Regions from separate parts of the Mus musculus genome. Here region 1 is linked to region 2. The links are chromatin loops, found by intact Hi-C in ENCODE. Cell type or tissue: left cerebral cortex. All regions are shown on one strand. Each heading gives the region's core, and the rest is flanking DNA. Links, peaks and the distances in the headings are about the cores only.

Region 1 (7,829 bases), core at 1,318-6,317, 120 kb before region 2:
ACAGAGATATATATACAGGCAAAAAACCTACACACACAATTTTTTTTTTTTTTAAGAATAGAAAAATATGCTGTTAGACCTGAAATTAAAATCTCCTTTCACTGAATCCTTACTGGTGTTTTCACATTCTCTTTTCATGAATAAAGCGAGACATGAAATAGTATAAATCATTATTGCTTTGCGGCCCAGCATGGTGGCACACAACCTTAATCCCAGTAGGCAGAGGCAGGAGGATCACTGAGTTCCAGGCCAGCAGTCAGATCTAAATAGCAAGATTCAACTCACAAATATTATAGACACATCTACGTATTTTTGTGTGTTTATGTCTGTTGTATGTGCACATCTGTGTGGGTATGGAGGGTACCTTCCTTGACTGCTCTCCACACTGTAGGCAATTTTGGCATTATTATCTTTCTTTAAAACACAGAAATAGGGGCTGGAGAGATGGCTCAGTGGTTAAGAGCACTGGCTGCTCTTCCAGAGGACTCAGGTTTAATTCCCAGCACCCACATGGCAGCTCACAACTATCTATAGCTCTAGTTCCAGGGCATCTGGTGCCCTCACACATACATACATGTAGTCAAAACACCAATGCACATAAAATAAAAATAAATCTTAGGAAAAAAACCCCACAGAGATATAAGAATATGTTTTTGTTTTAATCCCAGGTATAAGATATGGGGCTACTTCAGATTGTCCATAGCAGCTGACTTTGATTTGCCTCGTGCAGGGGTGTGATTTTGCCAGCAGCATATAGTTTCTGTGACTGTGTGATGTTTGGAATTCTGGGGACTTTTCAGAGGGTATATAAATGCTAGAGTCCCAAGAAACAAGATGGATTGATTGTTGCTGTTGGTGGTTGGTCATGGTTTCTCAAGCAGTTAAGCACAAAGAGATGAGAAGAAATTAGAAATCTTGAAGATCAAACTTGACACAAGAAGCTCTATACTCCTAGTCAGCAGGAAGTAGCCTAACAATAACATCACCCCCTTTCCTCTCTTTCCTTTTTCCTCTCCTATCTTGTGTTGGGGGTTGAGAGGGTGGGGAAGGGTAGAAGAACCCACAAAAACTGGCTACACCACCTTAAAGGACCTCTCAATACACTGGGCTGGCCAGCAAGCTCCAAAAATCCAACTTTTTCTAATCCTTACCCCCAAACTCTGGGGTTGCAAATGCATGGACATCTGTACTGACTTTATCGACTAATCCATCTCCTTTGGCTCTGTATTAATTCTAATGGGGAATCTTTTAGCCCAGCAATTTAAAAATTGTGAAAAGGGGAGGGGGCTGTTATTCCCAGAGAGAGAATAAAAGAGTTATTTCCAGAATTCAGAACTGCTGTAGTGTCTGGCTTTAGTACGACATCTGGGTATGAAGGACCCTCCGATTTTACACATTGCCCAGACTTACTCTGCTCTTAGTACGTTCCAACTGGTCTCGTTGCTCCCCCAACTCTTCTATGATTTCTGTACCAATTTGATCAGTTTCTGTGGCAATCCGATGAGAACGCTCAATGCTTTGGGTAGCCCGGTTCAGGCTTTCAGTGCCTTGTAGGAGTAATGCTCTTTGAGACTGTAGTCGATTCTGACAGGAGTAAGGAAGAAAAGTTTTAGGCTACTTCCATTATTAAGAATTTTTTGTCAATACATTCCTTGTGACTTTCTTCTTTCACTACAGTTTTTCCTTTCTTTCTGCAGGAAACTGATTTTAGGGCACTCTACTGAAGTCCTATGTATAAGTATCTACATATAACATCTCTCTCTCTTTCTCTCTCTCTCCTCCCAATTCATTAAATCATCTTTAGATTACTTATACCTGAGAAAAGGTAAATATTATGTAAATATTGTTCAAGAGAATCATGACAAGAAAATCATCAATAGATGCTCATCAAATAAAAACATTCTTAAAGATTTATTTATGCATGTGTACATGTGCACCAGGGTGCCCATGGATGCCAGGAGAAGGTATTGGATCCCTCAAAACTGGAATTTTTTTTTTTTTTTTTTTTTTTTGAGACAGAGTTCTACTGTGTAGTCCTGGCAAACCTTGAACTTACTATGTAGACCAGCCTGGCTTCAACTCACTGAGATCCATCTGTCTCTGCCTTCCAAGTGCAAGGATGAAAAGCTAGGTGCCACCATGCCTGGATAAATATAATACTTTTAAAAAATATTTTCAATCCAAAGCTGACTGGGTATTCAGCTGCAGTGGGTATGAAGAGTTGGTTAGCTGTGCTTTTTAAAATTGAATCAAAGATTCTAATGAACCATAAGATCCTCTTCAAGGTCCTAGACTAAAGCAGGTACATCCCACTTCCTGTTATACTTCTGAAAATAGATTGAAAAAAATCGGAGCATTTTTCCTGTAGACCAGTTAAAATCCATTATAAACTTGTAATTGGTTACTAGCAACTTCAGTCAGCATCCAGACTTGAGAAGGTGGTAGTGTGTGCAAAAATGACCTGATTAAGCTTGTGACTTTAAAAGTTAAAACTTTTTCAAATATTTATTCATTTTTGTTTTTTGAGACAGTCTCACTGTAATTGAAGCTGGCTTCAAACTCATCATGACCCTCCTGGCTCAACATCCAAGTGCTGGAACCGTAAATGTGTGTCGTCATGCCTGGCTAGCCTTTCATAGGGCCACAAGTAAACAACTAACTCCCCAGAACTCTAGAAAATAATTAGTTCCCTCAAGATTCCCATTTGACTGGTCCTGAAGATTTATAGACCATAAATAAGGTATTCTTTCTCAGCATAGAAGTCACTAAAAGCTAGAGACATTGATACATTCTTGAAAAAAGTTCTATGGCTACAATCTGTTTGTGAACTCCACCAATACCACCAAAAAAGAACATCACCTCATGCCAAACAGCACTCTCAAGTGATCACGCTGGTGACTTGCTCACAGAGAAGGGGAATCTGGACCTCAAGCAAGCTTCCCTAACTTCCCAAGAACTCTAAATCTTCACTGAAGTTTTTTTCTCTTTAATCCTAAATGCAGCACGACTACAAAAGCAGCCCACGTCTGGCCAGAATCAATAAAGATGGGCAGAGATGGGGTAGCACACATAATCAAGAGGGGCTCAGCTCACAGAACTTACTACAGAGCAGGTGGCAAATGGCATAAGATGTCATCAACAATTAAGATTCTTAATCCAAGCACTCAGGAGGCAGAGGCAGGCAGATCTGAGTTCCAGGACAGTCAGGGTTACATAGAGAAATCCTGTATCAAAAAAAGAAAGAAAAAAGAGAAGAGAAAATTAGCCTCTTGGGCTGGAACAGTGGTGCACACCTTTAATTCCAGCACTCACAAGAGAGGCAGGGGCAAAAGGATCTTTGTGAGTTCAAGGCTAGCCTGATGCACAATAGGGAGTTCAAGGACTATATACTCTCTCAAATTTTTTCTTAAATTAGATTCTTAAAATAAGAATGTCTACTTTACAAATAGCATACAGACGAGTAAGTGAAGAAACCACTGAGGATCAAATAAATCCCATCGTGTGTGGTGCACGCCTGCAATCTTAACATCTAGGAGGCAGATGTGGGAGGATGGCTCTGAGGGCAGCCTGGTCAATAGAGTGAGGTTCAGTGCAGCTAAAATGGTGCTGGTGAGATGGTTCAGTGCCAAGCCTGAAGACCTGAGTTCAGTTATGGGAACTCCTGCATGTGGTCCTCTGACTTCCACACACGTGCTTATGTATACATACAAAATAAATAATGTAATAAAGAGAGGCTGGAGCGATGGCTCCGGGATTAGCACTGGCTGTCGTTCAGAGAACATGGGTTTAATTCCCAGCACCCACGTACTGGTTCACAACCATATGTAACTGCAGTTTCAGGGATCAGTAGCCTCACCTAGCCTCTGTGAGAACTGCATGCACATGGTGAACATGGAGGTAGACACCTACGCACATAAAATAGAGCAAGAAAAGATAACATCACATAAATCAACCTTGGAAAGACATGGGATAGTCCCACTAAAGGCACACATGTTTAGCTACATAAATCAGCCTCAGATAGACATGGGATAATCCTACTGAAGGTATAGGTGTTATCTATACTATGGACTCGGGCTGCTGAGTCAGCAGCTCTACGGGGTATTTGAGGCCAGTATTGGCATCATGGTGACAATCCTCTTTCAAGTTGACTTACATGTTTTGAAATTAATAAATTTAAAGTAAATGTTTGGACTTTTCAATACTCTTTTTTTGAGGGGGAAGTTAGAAAAAAAAATTACCAGAGTGATTTTTTTTATAATATCTGTTTTAACAAATTCTATTTGCCCTTTTCAGCCTTCCTTCACTGGTGTACTCACATGCATCCATTTCAAAATTGTTTTGTTTTCTCTTCAAAAATTGTGTCTAAGAAGCCAGGAACTAATGTAGGGGCCACTGCTAGGGAAGATACTTCAGATCTGCTGCAGATCAGCTACCAAGTAGGGCTGTGCATACCCCAGGAACTTGAAGTATTTGTAGGTCAGGTTCTAGGCTGGAGCAAAGCTGAAAAGCTCCCTTATCTTGCTTTGATTGGTGGTCTCTGCACAAAGTGTCTGGCATTGTTCTTCAGTCAGCACCTTGCCATACAAGGCATCCAGCAACCCATCAATGCCTGTGACCTTGGCAATGAGTGCTTGCCTATGCTGCCACACAAAATGTGCTGGTCTGGCTGCCATCTGAGGAGGATTGCAGCTGACACAGACTCTGACTTGGATAATGACCGTTTGCAGCTGCTTGACCCTCTCCATTCTCTAAGTCTCTAAGTCCAATCACTGTGAGCACCAAGTCTTGTGTTTTGTGTTTTGAGATAGAAGCTACGGAGCTTGTCAGAGAGGTCTATGGGGCCTCCAAGGGATGCAGCACTGACGGAAGCCTCATTTTGAACTCCTCCATCTCCTCACTGTATGGCTTCCCAGGCCTGCCCCATGACTCTGGGGTTCCCAGCCTCTTACCTTTGCTGCCATCTGTCTCCATGCCAATGTTTTACATTCCTCTCCAAAAGATGTGCTTAAACTTCAGCAATGTTAAGTCAGTAGAACATTGTTTCTCACACTCTAATAAAAATACATCCTGACATAGCATTTACAGTTTTCCTGCTAGCCCTTCTATAGATATTAATTTTGCAGTGCTGGGTCCCTTTCCATTCCTTTTACAAATTCTATGTGAACTTTGCTCTTTGTGGACTATAATCCAAATACAGCACACTAAATTAAACTTTGGAAGTTTTTTTATTTTATTCCTTTAACTAGTCAGCTTCTCCAGATGGTTTCAAGATATGGGTTCTTGAAGCCCAATATTATGTCAGAATCATTTGACTTAGAAGCAGTCTGGCTGATTTTACAAGACAAGGTGTCAGAATGGCCCTACTGAGAAGTACTCTGTGTTTCTCTGCCAGGTTCAGGGCCATCTTGATATATTAAGCTAACAGAAAGCTTGGATTAATCTTGTAAAAAATACTGTGATGAATTAGAAATCTAACTGAGCAGCAGCTGCTTGGGAGGTTGTGATGGGATAGTTACTTGAGAATACCAGACTCTATCTCAAAAACAAAACAAACACTTAAAATCCAACTGAATGTTGAGAGTATACCCAAGAAAATGATTCTAAAATGTATATGAAAAAAAGAAAAGCCCAAGAAGAAAATGAATTCGACCAACAGGTCAAAATACAGAGTCTAGCTTGGAACAGTTTCTAGGTTTGGGAGAGACAAAGTACTGCTCTGTCTGTCTGTTTACCTATCTACCTGTCTATCTAAGCTCACAAAGAATTCTAGGCACATAGTTAGACAGATTGGAGTTTAAAAGCAGCAAGTAGAGTGGAGAATGGCAACTAGAGGCAGGAAAGAGGCCAAGAGTAAGAAAACAGAAACCCGAGACTTCAATATACATTGACAACATAAACCCTCTAGTTCTTGTACCACAGGCCCGTAAGGAAGGAGCAGCTAACACTTACCAAATGCTCGTTCTCCAAGGTATACGTGCCATACTTCAGGTCTCCTCGGCCTCCAGGAGCGGCTGTCAGAGGTGTACTTCTCACCTCACGGTGGAGTTTAGCAAGGTCCTTCCGGTAGTTTCTCAGCTTAGACATCATGGGGTTACGGAAAGTCAGGGGTGCATATCGTAGTTCTTCCTCCATCTCTGCCAACTAGGAAAGCCAAAAGGGATAAGTAGACAGCCTTTTTTTCCCCTAACCTGGGCATAGGTATCCAAAATAACAAGTATGTTTTTGTGGCAGAGGCCACAAACGCCACATCCACTTGAAGTGCCTGACATAGTTTCTAGCAGACATTCACTCACGAAAGCATGTGGTGGGCTGGAGAGACAGGAAGGTGCTTGCCCTGCAAATGTGAGGACCTAAATTCAATGTCCAGAACCATGCAGATAACACTGGGGATGGCAGCGTGTGCTTATAGTCCCAGTGCTGGCTGGCAAGTTCCAGGGCAATGACAAAACCGGTTTTAAAGACTAAAGAGAAAGAAAAGGCAAGGTGGATGGAATTTGAAGAAGGAGATCACATGCATGTGCAGCCACACAAGACACATGCACTTTCACAACAAACACAAGTATTTGATGAATGCACCAGTGGTAGCAAGCATGCATAAAGACCTAGGCTCTATACCTAACAATGCAAATAAGAGCATGTACATAGATGCATGCTCCGTGAATTATATATCTTCTGTGTCAGTAAGTTTAACCAAGGTCAGTAACTGATCTCAGTGGGCAGCTTCAGCAAAGGTACGGGAATGCCCCTACTACTCATACTCGGAATGTGTCAGCAAAGGCTTGTACTTCAGAAATCTTCAAACTTTACCTATTTGTGTTGTTAAGCCAGCTCAACACCCATTCCCACAAGTTAGCCTCATTTAATAAGTGCAATGGTTAGTGCTGTTAACTTGATAGGATCTAGAATCACCTAGGAAGACAAACTTCTGGACACACCTGTTAGCCTAGGTTAGTCTCTGGGGGATTATCTTGACTGTATCACTCAAAAATCCAAAGGCCTCCCCACTGTGGGTAGCACCATCCCCTACCTAGGATCTGGGATAGAGTGGAGACAGGGAGCTAAGCAGTAGCATGCATTCACCATCACTCTCTGTGATGTGATCAACTGCTTCAAGTTCCTACTGCTTTGACTTCTCTACCACATGAACTGTGAGCCAGAACAAATCCTTTCTTCCTTAAGCTGCTTTTGTCTGAATGTTTCATCACAATAACAAAAGAGAACCTAAAAGTGACTTAGAAACAGTCAAAATCAAGGTCAGAAGACAGGAAAAGGTTACCTGTTATGAAGCCATAGTATTTCTAGAAAAGACCAAAACCAAGTACAAGAAACAAGTACTTGCTCCCTGTCCTCACCGTTTCATTTGCTTCCTGTTGCTTTTCATCAAAATCTCTGACCAGCTTCTTCTTCTCTTCTAGAAAAGACAGGTGCATTTCAAACACTTATTACTGCTTCTGTACATTTGTAGAGGCATTCCCTCTGCTTAGGATAACCTTCCCATTTTCCCCTGATTTGGGGTAGTAACACTTAACTACCCCTAGAGGCCTAGCTATATTTGGAGACTTGCTTTCACTGTGCCTGAAGGGTGCCTACTGTGTTGGCATTTCGTACCCAGGGAAATACTATTGCTGAGGACAAAGCCCAGCATAACAATTATTTGGTTCTAACGCCAACAACATCCCTACTACAGGTTTAAATTAACAATCATTTGTAACTGTTTTTCCTCCCCAACCTCGTGGAGGACCGGCGCTCTCTCATCAATGTGAATGTCTATCAACACAGTCTCCACAGTGATTCTGGAATCACCACTGTTGTGCAAAACAAACTCAATA
Region 2 (5,000 bases), core at 1-5,000:
AGGCTCAGAGAGCTTGAGTCTTTTGAATGATATTTTCCTTACATACCAGCAGGGTACTCCAGTTTGCTACTTGTATGCTGTATGGTGAATCAGCTGTCATTCTGTTTATTACCAAAAGTTATCTGCACTGTGTTTTTTTTTTTTTTCCAAGACAGGGTTTCTCTGTGTAGCCCTGGTTGTCCTAGAACTTGCTTTGTAGACCAGGCTGGCCTCAAACTCAGAGATCCACTTGCCTCTGCCTCCTTTGTGTGGAGATTAAAGGTGTGCATTACCACGACCAGCTCTGATTTTTAACTACATAAAAACACAGATATGTTCACAAAAGTATGAAGAAAGAAACAAAAGTTTCACTGTTATGAGGTAGTGAGATTGTGGCTACTGTATTTTGTTAACATGCCACTTCTCTTAGGAACACAAGTAACTCAATGCCTCTAGGCCTGCAGTGCTGAGCACGGGGCCTGTACACACAGACATTCCTTTCTACTTCTTTTGCTCAGGGGGACCTCTTGCAAGCACCCCCAAGTACTTTTGATGCCACATATATTTAGCTATCCCTGAGGCCGGATGTGACAACCCTTTAGGGGCTCACTTGGCATGCTTTACCGTGATGAGGTGTGGCTATGGCTCTGCTTACCTGATGGGCTTCTGCAAAGTTCCCCCTGAGGATGCAGGATGCCAGCAGAGACTCCGGCGTGGAGAACATCATGGGGATGATCGAACTCTGAGGTTGGGTCTGAAACCGGCTGTCTGACTCCACCTGCCCAGACACAGCACTCAGACTCCCTTCTGTTCAGGTGTAAGGATGTTGGAGACATTAAGAAAAAAACCAGAGTTGTCATCTCTCCATATTCCTATAGTTTCTATAAAAGGTTTGCAAATGACTTTTTATTGTTGTTGTTTATTCTAGAACTCACTCTGTAGTCCATGCTGTTCTTAAACTTACAGAGATCTGAACGCCTCTGCCTACCACATGCTGGGATTAAAGGCGTGCACCACCACTGCCTGGGTTAGAAAGAGCCTCTTAATGAAGCACTCTTCTTCCTTTCCCTAAATAACTGCCAGTCATGTCTTCATGTACGAAGGGCAAACATGTATTACCATCTTAGAATATAAGTACCAACTGCCTTCCTTGAACCTTTGTCTTACTACTGGGTGACTTAACTAAGGAAGAGAGCCTTTTCCCAGCTGACATCTGCTGCTCTCTGCAAGAATAAACCTTGAGCAAAGTTTCAGTTCTAGTGTTTGCAGCGCAGGGCATGGCAAGGGTGCACGAGGGCAAGCTGTCTGCAGGTAGCAGCAGGCTGGGACGCACACACCTGAAGTACTTGTGCTCAGCTCACTACTTGTCCCTTCCAGGGATGGGTTGGAGCCTCTTTCCCGGCCATCTAGAGGTAATAGATTGGAAAATTTAGTCAGCAACTCCTTATAGCGTACAAAGTGTGAAATCAGACTACAAGTCAAGATCTAGACAGACTGAGGCTAAAGGGCGAGTACAGGATAGCAGTTTATACCAATGGCTTTTACCATGTGGGGTCTTAAGAGTCCTGGGAGCTTGTGACCAACATCTGAAGACAAAGTACTAGTGATAGTTTGGTAAAATCATGAACAGGCAACAATGAGGTGCAAAGAAGGGGTCGTGACATTTTCTGACATAGAGGATGTATCTTCAGATATGAAAAGGGAGGAAATAAAGTGCCGGCCGTGGCCTGCAGAAGGCTGCCCAGGGGAAAAGCTGCTCAGTGCCAATGGAGGCTGTCTGTCCCTTAGTGTGGCCTTATGAAGGCCGTGTCACCCACCAATAGTGTCCCCTTGGCCCACTGCTGAGGCAGCCCTGTGGAAAGGAACAGCTGTGGAGAAAAGGAAATTGAGTGTACACTCGTGGGCTGGGTGACTCAGGTGGATGCAGACTCTGCCTGTGTCCCAAGCCAACCAGCTTAGAGCATCAGAGCTGAGTGACACCACCACCACCATGCAGTTTCCCAGGTTTCTCTCATGTCAACCTTCGCCTTCCCAGAGAGTCTACAACCTGTGCATGTGTGTGTGTATGTATGTGGGCGTGTATGTGGGAATATGTGAAAGGATATGTACATTATGTTGCATGGAAAGTTTCTGCATGGCTGTGTAAGAAACTGTTAAGAGCTGACTGTGGGAGTGGGAGGATGCGTTTGTGTTTCTGACCATATGCTCAGCTTAAGGGAACAGACAAGCACTGGCATGCCTCTCTGTCAGGTGAATGGGAACAAGGCTTGACAAGAGTTCTTTAGATCACCTGCCCGGGTCCTTCTGGTCCGACGACCTCGGCGGAGACTAGAATGCCTCGTGGCAATGGGCCGGTATCTTCGGGAAGGTTGCTCTTCTGAAACAGCAAACACAGGCATGGTGACCAGCTTTGATCTGAGCGTTGTGGAAACAGGCGGGGTGATCTTCATTACGCTTTGGGACCTGTAGCACTGCCCTGGGCTGCTAAGGTCATATGTCTCGGATTAGGGTGTGGTTCCCATATGCCCGCCCCTTGTCCACATTGCTGGGGCTTTTCTCCTTTCCCCGCTTTCTAGACTTTCTAGTTCCGACCCCTCCTCTCACCTGAGCCCTGGTTGCTCGTTACCACTTTGTACCGCCACTGTGCCTCGGAGAGAACCTTTGAGAACCTGTGCAGGCGGCTCTGCAGTCCATCTCTGGCCGCTGAACAGCTCTGGTCTTCCGGCAGCTTTGTCTCCTCGGGAGTGCGGTGGCTGCTGATTTCAGTGAGCTGCTCCTGAAGAAGGCTGAGGAACGCTCCCATTGCAAACTCATCGGCCAGGAATCCATTCACGCCACTAGTAAAGTGCTTCAGATCCAAAAAGCTGTGCTTGTGAGGCCCTGGTGAACTGTCTTTCGGCTCTGCCTTTGGACAGCCGGGCACTGTATGAGCAGGGTTCCTGGGTCCCATGGAAGCCCGCTCTGACCTCCTCTCAGTTGCGGCTATGTGCTGAGGGCTCTCTGATGGGGACCTCAAACCCAAGGGGCCTTTCCCCTCAATGTCCTCGTCCTCGGCATAGTCCTCGGGAAGGTGAGGCTCTGGGTGAAGGTCAGCAGAGGTAATGAGGAGCAGTGAGAAGATGTTTTCCAGGATTTCCAGGCACAGAGAGGCGGGGATGCTGTGTAAATACTGTCGGCACCTGGCCAGGTACGTAGGGAAGAGATGTGAAGCACCTAAGCATGGACGAGGAAGAGATAGGGAGAGCAACCTGAGAAAGCAGAGCCACTGAACAATGCCATGCTTCTGCTCTTACAGGATCACAAGCTTTCTTATCTATGACAAAGGCTTCCTCCAGATTTCAGTTCTAGGGATTAAGGTAACACGGGCTCCTTATCATAATCTCAATTCAACTTTAACCTCCCACTATGCTTAAAGAGGACCTTAGGCTGCCTAGGTCTCTCATTTCACAAGAACGTGGTGGTGCAATTCTGATCCCAGCATTCTGGAGGATAAGGCAGGAGGGGTGCCACAAGTTCAAGGCCAGCCTGAGCTACAGAATGAAACTGCCCTAACAAAAGAGAGGCTGGAGAGATGGTTCTGTGATTAAGAGCACTGGCTGCTTTTCTAGGGGACATGGGTTTGATTCCCTACATCTATATGATGGCTCACAGCCTCTGTATCTCCAGTTCTGAGGAGGCTTGATGCTGTTTTCTGTTCTCTGTGGGCACCAGGCATGCGTATGATACACAGAGACATGCAGGCAAAACAGCCATATATATTTAAAAAAAGAATCTAAAAAAATTAAAAGAGGAGGAGGAGGGAAAGGAGGAGGAAAAGGAGGAGGGCAAGGAGGAGGGGAGGGAGGAGGCAGAGCTAAACATGGTAGTTCATGCCTGTAACCCAGTGTTGGGAGGCTTCGGAGGTTGAGGCCAGACTAGGCTACATCAATTTCCATTTGAACTAACTACACAGTATGACTTAGGAAGGAAGGAAGAATGGAAAGGGAAAGAAAAACAATCGTATGTTCGACTTCAAGTACTGTTTCTTAATACTAAGCTTCAATTTATATTTCACACACATATATGTATACATATATAAAGATATAAGCTGCGTACCTAAGTTTAAACCAGAGTTGATAAGAAACATCTATCTTTCTTTCTTTCTCTCTCTCTCTCTCTCTCTCTCTCCCTCCCTCCCTCCCTCCTTCCTTCCTTCCCTCTCTCTCTCTCTCCCTCTCTCTCTCTCTCTTTCTTTCTTTCTTGTTTGTTTACATAGATAGGTTTACTGGGAAGCTGTTCTCAGATGAGTTTACCAGCCCCAAGGATGGAAGCCAGGGAAGTCACCATGGGGAGAGAGGCGGGGGAGGGGGAAGAGAAAGATCATGTGAGCAGAGAGAGGAGTGTATGTGTGTGTGTGTGTGTGTGTGTGTGTGTGTGTGTGTGAGAGAGAGAGAGAGAGAGAGAGAGAGAGATGGAGAGAGTTATTTATGTATTTTATGTATGTGGGTGCTTAGTCAGCATGCACATTTGTACATCAGAAGAGGGCATTGCATCCCATGGGACTACAGTTACAGACAATTATACACTGCCATGTGTGCGGAGAACTGAACTCAGGGCCTATAGAAGAGCAGTCAGTGCTTTTTGTTCTGTTTTTGTTTTTTTGAGACAGGGTTTCTCTGTGCATGCCTGGCTGTTCTTGAACTCACTCTGTAGACCGGGCTGGCCTCGAACTCAGAAATTCTCCTGCTTCTGCCTCCTAAGTGCTGGGATTAAACATGTGCACCACCACCGCTCAACCACAGAGTCATCTCTCCAGCCTCTGAAATGCTATTCTCACTGTGGTGTCTAGCTACAAAAAGAAAAACATCTGGCAAATACTATGCTAGATGATCAGAGTAAGATCCGTCAAGATGTAAACAGGTCCTTTTGATGCAGAGGTCGATAGATGTGCACAATCATTCCTGAGCACTTCCAAATCAAGGGTACTCCATCCTGGAAGGAAGTGGTAACCACACAGAGCAGTCACTGGGGAAGGTGTCTGC

What was found. Hi-C counts contacts between places; a loop is a spot of excess contacts. Peaks named below come from ENCODE experiments on the same cell type or tissue, not always from the same donor. Only the 100,000 strongest peaks of a DNase experiment are listed, where the experiment ranks them.
Region 1: a loop joins it to region 2, with 3 times the contacts of the local background. A loop is called at or near these places in 2 of 42 quality-filtered maps.

Annotation. Positions count from the first base shown.
Region 1 is chr12:79,158,999-79,166,827 of GRCm38, forward strand. Vti1b (vesicle transport through interaction with t-SNAREs 1B) reads right to left here. Exons shown (of 6, transcript NM_016800.3): 2 at 7,353-7,411; 3 at 5,950-6,141; 4 at 1,411-1,584. Among named protein-coding and RNA genes, the nearest start is that of Vti1b, 9.5 kb to the right of the region's middle. In left cerebral cortex, for the core only: no CTCF peak of the experiment used is centred there; no DNase peak of the experiment used is centred there.
Region 2 is chr12:79,277,774-79,282,773 of GRCm38, forward strand. It overlaps Zfyve26 (zinc finger, FYVE domain containing 26), which reads right to left. Exons shown (of 42, transcript NM_001008550.1): 11 at 2,584-3,192; 12 at 2,270-2,356; 13 at 1,317-1,385; 14 at 635-786. Among named protein-coding and RNA genes, the nearest start is that of Zfyve26, 16 kb to the right of the region's middle. In left cerebral cortex, for the core only: no CTCF peak of the experiment used is centred there; a DNase peak (open chromatin) is centred at 2,106.